Linked DNA regions of Homo sapiens: regions 1 and 3 are each linked to region 2. The links are chromatin contacts, found by Hi-C or POLR2A ChIA-PET in ENCODE. All regions are on one chromosome and are shown on one strand. The core of a region is the stretch at or near the end of the contact, and the rest is flanking DNA. Distances in the headings are between cores, read along the strand shown. Region 1 holds the start of HAUS7 (HAUS augmin like complex subunit 7). Region 2 holds the start of EOLA1 (endothelium and lymphocyte associated ASCH domain 1). Region 3 holds the start of ARHGAP4 (Rho GTPase activating protein 4).

What was found. Hi-C counts contacts between places; a loop is a spot of excess contacts on that map. ChIA-PET counts read pairs that join two places held with the same protein, here RNA polymerase II (POLR2A). Pooled maps may share reads with other maps.
Region 1: a map of naive thymus-derived CD4-positive, alpha-beta T cell shows a loop between it and region 2 (18-fold over the local background). The contact joins the promoter of HAUS7 here to the promoter of EOLA1 in region 2. A Hi-C loop is called at or near these places in 1 of 168 maps with a recorded cell type or tissue (naive thymus-derived CD4-positive, alpha-beta T cell) and 6 of 50 pooled maps. POLR2A ChIA-PET finds 5 or more read pairs at or near these places in 1 of 52 experiments (activated B cell).
Region 3: a loop to region 2 is called in a pooled map, with 19 times the contacts of the local background. The contact joins the promoter of ARHGAP4 here to the promoter of EOLA1 in region 2. A Hi-C loop is called at or near these places in 1 of 37 single-sample maps with no recorded cell type and 2 of 50 pooled maps. POLR2A ChIA-PET finds 5 or more read pairs at or near these places in 2 of 52 experiments (OCI-LY7 and activated CD8-positive, alpha-beta memory T cell).

The regions. Positions count from the first base shown.
Region 1 is chrX:153,469,139-153,471,838 of GRCh38, forward strand. HAUS7 (HAUS augmin like complex subunit 7) reads right to left here and starts at 1,438. Exons shown (of 10, transcript NM_001385482.1): 1 at 1,312-1,438; 2 at 8-123. The coding sequence starts at 1,419. RefSeq lists enhancers at 730-909, 1,060-1,159, 1,673-1,967 and a silencer at 1,490-1,799.
Region 2 is chrX:149,539,618-149,542,317 of GRCh38, forward strand. It overlaps EOLA1 (endothelium and lymphocyte associated ASCH domain 1), which reads left to right and starts at 1,395. Exons shown (of 5, transcript NM_001171907.3): 1 at 1,395-1,726; 2 at 2,402-2,468. It overlaps EOLA1-DT (EOLA1 divergent transcript), which reads right to left and starts at 135. Exons shown (of 10, transcript NR_027455.5): 1 at 84-135. RefSeq lists silencers at 376-685, 696-765, 798-988 and an enhancer at 1,736-1,945.
Region 3 is chrX:153,924,940-153,927,639 of GRCh38, forward strand. It overlaps ARHGAP4 (Rho GTPase activating protein 4), which reads right to left and starts at 1,325. Exons shown (of 22, transcript NM_001666.5): 1 at 1,197-1,325. The coding sequence starts at 1,263. RefSeq lists a silencer at 1,080-1,669.

The DNA.
Region 1 (2,700 bases), core at 188-2,687, 3.9 Mb after region 2:
GCATTACCGGGTACACATCCACTCTAGGATCTCCAAGCGGTACTCTGAGGGGCTGCACAGCAGTTCCTGAATTGTCTTTGGCTCTGTGATATACAGACCCTCGAGGAAGGGGCAGTTTAGGTCCTAAGCAAGGAAAAGGAAAGCAACATTCACTGAAAGTCCCAGTGTACATCATTTCATTTTATTTATTTATTTATTTTTGAGACGGAGTCTCACTCTGTCGCCCAGCCTGGATGGAGTGCAGTGGCATGATCTCGGCTCACTGCAGCCTCCACCTCCTGGGTTCCAGCAATTCTCCTGCCTCAGCTCCCAGGGTAGCTGGGGGATTACAGGCATGCGCCACCACGCCCGGACAATTTTTGTATTTTTAATAGAGACGGAGTTTCACCATGTTGGCCAGGCTGGTGTCAAACTCCTGACCTCAGGTATCTGCCCACCTCAGCCTCCCAAAGTGGTGGGATTACAGGCGTGGGCCGCCGCGCCCAGTCCTCAGTGTACATCTGCAAGCTCCCAGGACCCTTTCCTTTACCCGCGTCCTGCCATCTTGCCAAGAGTTCAAGTCCCCCCATTCTTAACCCCACATCTCCCGCGGCATGCAGACCCCACCTCTTTCAAGTACTCCCACTCTGGGCTCTTGTGGCAGCAGGACCTAGGAGCAACGCCTGAGACTAAGACTTAAGAGAGAGTCCTAGGTTTCGGGACTGAGGGAAAGGGGAGAGGGAAAGGGAGAGGGACCACTGAGCCAGTCGCGGACAGGATGGGGGAGTGTCTGGGGGGAGGAGCGAGCGGGCCGAGGGGACCTGGGACAGCTCCCTAACCTCGTGGGCCAGCTTTCCTCACTGCTGCAGTGAGGGCTCTGTCCTGTGGGGCTGTAGAGGGCTTCTGGAGGCTATCACCCCTGGCATCTGACACCAACTGACACCAAGCCCTAGTCTCGCTGACTTGACAGAGTGGCACGAGGCTCTGCCCATCTGTCCCCCCAGACCCCGCAAGATCCCTAAGGCCAGGCCTGGGTCCTCTGTGTCTGCACTTGCTCCGAGCGCCCAGCGCGGGTACTGCAGTTCCACAGGCGGTGCTGGCCCCAACTACCAGGCACGGGCCGTGGAGACAGCAAGAACGAAGGCCTGGGGCACACCAAAGGGCAAAGATGAATGATCCACAAGCACCCCCTGCTGCAAGGGAACAGGGCGCAGCCGGAACCGGCGACGGTGGCCGCGTGGCGCCGCGGACTTCCGCAGCAAGCCCTCCCGGGCCTCGGGCGGGGCCCTCCCCGGTCCCCCGCCCTGGAGTGGCTTTCTGGGCCAACAGCACCTTCAGCTTCCCGAACACCTCCACAGCCGCCCTGGACACGCTGCTGTCGCCCTCGTCCTCTGAGTAGTCGTCGCCGCCACGGCCGCAGCCAGCGTCCTGCCCCGCCATGTTTCGCGCTCCGAGCCGCGCCCCGCCCATGCCCTGGCTTCACTGGCCGGCAAGACCGCCAATCAACCTCCAGCGTTCTTCCCGCCCACCCGCCTGCGCCCACCCCCTTCCCGACCGACCCTTCCCATTGGGCGACATCTCCGCCTGCGCGGGCCCCGGGCTCCCACCCCCCGCCCCGGCACCACCCAGAGGCAGGACCACAGTGAAGCGGGCAGGGCGGACACAGGGAAGGGGGCGGGGCGGACACAGGGAAGGGGGCGGGGCGGACACCGGGAAGGAGGCGGGGCGGACACCGGGAAAGGGGCGGGGCGGACACCGGGAAGGGGCGGGGCGAACGGGCCAAGCTGGCTCTGAGTCGCAGGCCTTGCTGGCGTCGCCCCTGCTGCCGGCCGGGAATGATGATGCGTTGAAGCGAGGCTCTTCCAGGAGGGGGCGCTCCTGCCTTGGTCGGGTTCTCCTGGGCCACCACCACTAAGGGGCACCCTGGTTCCCAGGAGGACCAAGGGGAGCCTTGGGTGCAGAATGGAACTCGGACTGAAGCGTTCCTCTCCCAGCGCGGGGCTCCGTCTTCTCTTCACCATGCTCACGCTGTAGTTAGAAGGAAATTTCTTGTCACTCACCAGCTGTGTGCCTTTGAACCAGTTACCTAACCTCTCTGTGCCTCTTTGCCCTCACCTAATGGAGCTAATGAGAGCACCTTACCCACTGGGTTGCTAATGAGGATGGCAGGCGGTAATAATTCCTGTGGAATCCCTAGAACAGTGCCCGGCGCATGCGAAGAACCACGTAAATGCTCACTATTGTAATACATGCTGGGCCCTGCTCCCCTCACGGCTCCTGGGGCTACCTGTGGCTCCTTCCTATCCTGTCTACTTAACAAATTTTTCTACATCCCTCAGGACCCTCAAACTCAATGCGTCTGCAATGAAATATGTCAGTCGCTCCTCCCCCAGACCTGCAAAGCCCCCAGTTCACTGAATGCCCCTTACCCAGGGACCTGCTGATTGGGCAAGGCAGGAAGGAGTTGGAGGGTGGCTTGTGCCCAGTAGCCAGGAGACAGCAGCAGGCAGCTGCCACTGTGCCCTCCTCTGTGCCCTACCCTGCCATCTCCTGGAGGGTGGGATCAGGGGGCAAGTCTATAGTCAGGGAGACCCAGGGACCTGCTGGGAGGCAACTGCAGTCATCCAAGTGACAGGAGGGGACTTCACTCCGTCCTGGGAGGAGGGAGCGGGCAGGAGTCCGGGGGTCACAGGAAGGGACCTCAGCCTGGGAGGCCCCGAC
Region 2 (2,700 bases), core at 145-2,644:
GCTTCTCCTACCCCTCTGCCCACCCCAGCACCTTTCAGCTCTTTCCTCCAGCTCTGCACTAGCTCCTCCCCCACCATTCTCACCCGCCAGCCTTACTCCAGCTTGGCTCCCCCTTCTCCAGCAATTTCCCGCAGCCCCGCCCCATCTGCTCCCACACCTCTTTGCCACAGCCCCGCCCTGCTCCTCCTCCAGGAACGCCCGGCTTTCCCTCAGCTCCACGCTGCAGCTGAGCTGTGCACCAGGCCCTCCCACAGAGCTTTCTCGTGATTCCACCCTACACCTCCCCAAGCCCCCGCTCCCCTAAGCTGGTTCTCAGGAGTCCGAGGGGTCCTCCCGCAGCTGCTCCTCGCTCAGTTCTCCCATTGCCCCGCCCTGCTCTTCGCGGGGCTGCTTCCAAAGCCCCGACCTCAGCCAGCAGTTTCTCTCAGCCCCGCCCCTCCCTGCCCCGCCCCTCCCCTCCCTGCCCCGCCCCGCTTCTCCCGCGGCTGCTCCCAAAGCCCCGCCCTCGGCCCCCTCCCCAGCAGTTTCTCTCAGCCCCGCCCCACCCCGAGCCCCGCCCGCAGCCCCGACCTGCTTCTCCTGTGGCTGCCTCCAAAGCCCCGCCCCCAAACCTTCCCCAGCATTCTCAGCCCCCCCAGAGCCCCGCCTCTCCCAGCCCCGCCCTACTTCTCACGCAGCTGCTTTAAAAACCCCGCCCCCAGCCCCTCCCAGTGATTTCTTTCTCCCCCTCCCTCCTTCTCTCAGCGGACACCTGCCTCCCCCTGCTGATTCTCAAGAGTCCGCGAGCTCTTCCTGCAGCTTCTCCTCGCTCAGCTCTCCCACGGCCCTGCCCACAATGGTTTCTCTCAGCCCCGCCCGGCCCTGCCCCACACCCCGCCTCTTATCTCAGCCCCGCCCTCAACCCAGCCCCCAATTGTTTCTGTCAGTCCCGCTCGGCCCCTCCCCCAGCTCCGCCCTCCTCCTCTCAGCCCCGCCTCCACCCCCTCCCCAGCGGTTTCTCCCAGCTCCTCCCTGCTGGTATAGCAGCTCTGGGCCCAAAACTCCTGCCTGGTGTCCTCGTCCCACCCTTCCACTTACTCTTCCTCCCTCCCGTTCCTTTTCCTCCTTCCGGTTCTTCGTCGAGGCTGCCGGTCTCGAGGTCCCCTGGCCTTGGCCTGGTTGGCTGGCGCGCATCAGGGCCAGGTAAAGAGAATAGCGTCTCCTAGCAGCCAGGGCGTGCGTACGTGCGTGATGTCGTCAGTGCGTGTCTTCGAGAATGCGAGATTCATAATGTTTGCTGTCTATATGCATGGCTGAGTACGTGCCTCCCGCGTACGTGCGTGGTGTGCATACATGCGTGATTGCGCGCCCACGTACGTTCTTCGTGAAAGGGATGACGGGAGCTGTATGAAAGCGGAAGAGTTATAGACCGCTAACACCTGTCACTGGCCACTGGTTTCCCGGAGTTAGCGGCAACGACCTTGCAGCCTGGACACTAGCCAGGCGCTCCCTCTTCTCACAGCGGCCCACGTCTCCTTGCTTGGGAGCCCATCGTCCTGGCTCCGGTGGCCTCGCTGGGTCTCGGGGAAGCAGAGGACTGTTCATTCCTGTGGCGAAAAGCCGGAGTCGGCCCTAGACACCCACGACTCGCAGGGTCCATGGTTCCGGAGGCCGTGAGACCTGCCGGGGCTGACAGGTGCCAGGGCCCATGCTGCGGGAGCCTGTGTGCTCAGCCTTCTTGCGGACGGTACCTGAGGGCTGGGGTTTCCCTGGATGTGGGGCTGGGAACTCGTGCGGGGCGCGACCGAGGCGCCTTTTCCTGTCCCCTGCTGTCGGCAGGGTCTCGGCTCCGCTCCTTCTAAGCGCGTGTACCCGCGACGTGCGTCTGCGAGTAGAAAGCCCGTGTACTGCTCCACACACAGCGGCCCCACCTCAGTCCGGTCTTCCCTGCCTCCCGTTGGCCCTTCTGCTGTGAGCTCGCCTGGACCTGAGGCCGGGCGGTGCACAGCTCTGTGGCCTGTGGCGCCGTGCTCAGCGTGACCTACCCAGAATTAAGCTGAGGACAATGGGATTTAGAGTCCCAAACACTCGCCCCGTGACAATGGGAGGGGAAGTGTCATTTTTCTCCCTTCGAATGGAGCATGCTTGGCTGCAAGAATGCTGCTCAACATGGTGAAATGATTTTCTGCCCTGCGGGCTGGTGCACCCTGTGGTCCTTGACCCAGACAGGTGCGGAGGGTCCCACTGCTGTGATTAGCAGAACCAAACTGTGATGTGCACATGTGTGTTACTGATAAGACCAGGCCTCCCAGCTCTTCTTGGTTTCCAATGCCTGCTAAGTACATGACCTTCTTAGGGCCATTAACCAGCTTTGCTGTCTTGCACTTAATGACCTTTCCTCTTTATCTTCCTTGTTGTGCAGGTAAAGAAGCTAAGTGGAAGAGTGTTTCCTCCTCTGGCCGTAAAGCAGGTACTCTCTGCAGCACCAGGTAGGAGGGGACTCAACCCCCTTCTTGCCTTTTCAGTTACATCAGTTCCTACTAGGGATTCCACATACACACAGTTGGCGTCTGTTGTGATTTTGTGGTGATGACGAGAAAAGGGTTGGCTAAGAAACTGGGCGGCAGAAAAGAGGCAAACATTCACTGTAGCCATTTATCCCGATGGAAGTGGCCAGGCCCTGTGGGGGACATTCAGCCTCCATCAGAAGTAATCCAGAAC
Region 3 (2,700 bases), core at 75-2,574, 4.4 Mb after region 2:
GGAAGCTTTTCCAGGGTGTGGGATGCAGACCCAGAGCAAGTGAGGAACCCTTAGACAGTCGTGCTCGAAACCCCAACTTTTCAGTGTGAAATCACTGACCCATATTTGCTGACTGAAGTTTTCCAAGTCTTTCAGCTTCATGGCATTTTGGGGAAGCAGGATGGAGATCATTACCTCCATCTGAGCAAGATGATGGCGAGGCTTGGAAAGCTGGCTCACCCTGTGTAGTCACCTCAAGCTGGCTCTGGACACAGGCTGCCTTTTCCAAAGGAGGACTGGAGCATACTTTGGTATAAATTGCTTGCACTGAATAATGATGTTAGAACCTACATCTCTGGGTTCAAAGGCACTTCAAGGGTCATTGCATTCTACGTCCTAGAAGTTGCAGTGCTGTATGACCACGGGCAAGTCACTGCACCTCTCTGAGCTTGTTTCCGTAATTGGTAAAATGGAGTGATTGAGAGTGATATGGACGAGCTGCTGGCACTGAGCTGCTGCCTCTTTCCTTTGCAAGAGTTACCATGCCCTGAATAAGATGGGCACAAGCTATTGGCTAAGAATTTGCAAAGCTGATTTGCATGTGATTTGCACATGGGTGTTTATCAGAACCCAGAGGTTCAATTTCAGAAGGCTGAGAAGCCAGCCCTGTTAAATCTCTCAACCAAGACTCACTGCGCCAGCTTGACCCAGAGACAGTGGCCCTCGCCTCTGCTCCCCCTCAGTGCTAAAGGGAGGCAAAAGGTGCTGAAGCTCCAGGGACTGCAGTGGGGTTACGGCCAGGTGATCTCCACCAATCCACTCACCCGGACTCCCTTACTCACCCCCCAGCCCAATCAAGCTGGTTGACTTCACTGTAGCTAAAATACTGCCTTCTGAGGGGCACGTTGGTGCATCTGGCTCTCTTTTACCAGCGGCCACCAGTGTCTCCACTGAACCTTGGGTGAGAAGCGGTAGACCCAAGGAGGACAGAGACCAAAGGAAGGAAGACAGGAAAGAAGGAAGGGAAAATGGCAGGCGGTTGAGGCCAAATGGGCGTCGGGAGGCAGGCAAGGGGCTCAGGCTCCCTCCTCCACCCCCGCTCCAGAGGTCGCTGGGGAGAGCATCGGGCCCTGGGCCAGCGCGGGGACGCTTGGAGCTCCCTCACGACCTTGGGTTCTCCGCAGGAAACGGGCCGGGAGCGCCCGGCGCCCTCTCACCTTTGACTTGCGTCTCATACTCAGCCTGCAGCCCCCGCTCCCGCCGCAGCTTCCCGTGAGCGGCCATGGCGGCCTCGCGGCCGCGCCGTCGAACCCCACTGCTCCCACGCGGCCGTGAGCGGGCCCGGCGCCGGGACTTGGGGGCGCTGCGGCCAGCACCCTGCGCGGGCTCCGCCCAGCCCCGCCCCCAGCGCGGCTCCCGGTGGGGCGGGGCGGCCCAGGGCTGGCACTGCCCGCGAGGGGCTCCTGGGGGGGCAGGGCGCCCCTTCCAGCCCCACTGTGCCCCGGCCTTGCCGTCCCCTCCCATTGGGCCTGCACCTAGGCTGCCTTGTGCCCAAAGCCCCGCTGCCAAGCAGCCGGAGCAGGTGTGAGAGCCCCAACGTAAGCTGGCATCCCAGGCTGCCATCCCACCACCTCCAGAAGGCTGTCCCTGGTCACCACTGCCAGACTGTACCATTCACAGCGGGGCCGCTGGCCCACTGTACCAGTGGCCATGAACACCATTGCTGCCCCAGGCTCTGGACTCCCCCTGGGTTGCCTCCTTCCCCCAGACATCCGATGGGGTCCTCCCTTCCCAAGTCAGCCCCCAGAGAGGCCCAGGGAGCCCCAGGGAGCCTTGAGAGCTGGGGTGGGAAGTTCAGAGGGGAGGGGGAAGGAAGGTCAGCACCAGAGAGCAGAACCTCAGCAGCTGGCTGCCGTTCCCTCCAGGCCCCCTTGGTAGGGGAGGAGAGTTCAGCTCCGGTTCCCCTTCTGCTCAGCCCCACAATTTCCCCATAGGCGGTTACCACTTCCTGCTGCCGGAAGAGACTGCTCTGCCTCCCTTCCCCTGCAGCTGCACCTGCCCGTCATAGGCCTGAGGGGGGCAGCCCCCTCGGAGTGAGGTCTTAGCTACCCTGGGGGCAAGTCTTGGGGCCCCCCTCATCCAGGGGTGGTGGGGCTTTCCTCCACCCTCTACCACAGGGCAGCAGCTTTTCTCCGGGAAATCGGGAAGGCGGGAGGCGGGAGGCGGTTGACAAGCCAAGCAGACAACTGGCTTCAATTTGGTGGGAGGGAAATCCCTGGGGTATAGATGTGGGGAGAGAGGCAAGGCACTTGGGCACCAGGCGTGTGTTCCGAAGGCGGGCGTGGGGGCACTAGTGCAGGGGTACTAGGCGTGTGTGTGCACGGATGTCAGAGTCAGGCTCTGTGCAAATGCGGGCACACATGACCTTGACCTGCAGATCTGGGGAGGGGAGGCTGTGCGGGTACTTCCTGCCTTTCAACTGTGAGCAATTAATTCTCTTGCCCAGAAGGAAAAAAACACTCCCTCAGCTCCCCGCCCCCTTCTCCCAGTACCAAGGCCCTTCTCGAACACGTCGTCGTGTGTGTCTGCAGGACCTGGGGCTTCAAGGCCTGGGAGCTAGCCAGACCCAGGACCTGGACTTCCAGCAGCTGGTCTCGGAAGTACCGATGTTCGAGTCCTCCAGCGAGACTAGAGAGCCTGCGCCCCTGCCCACAGCGCGTA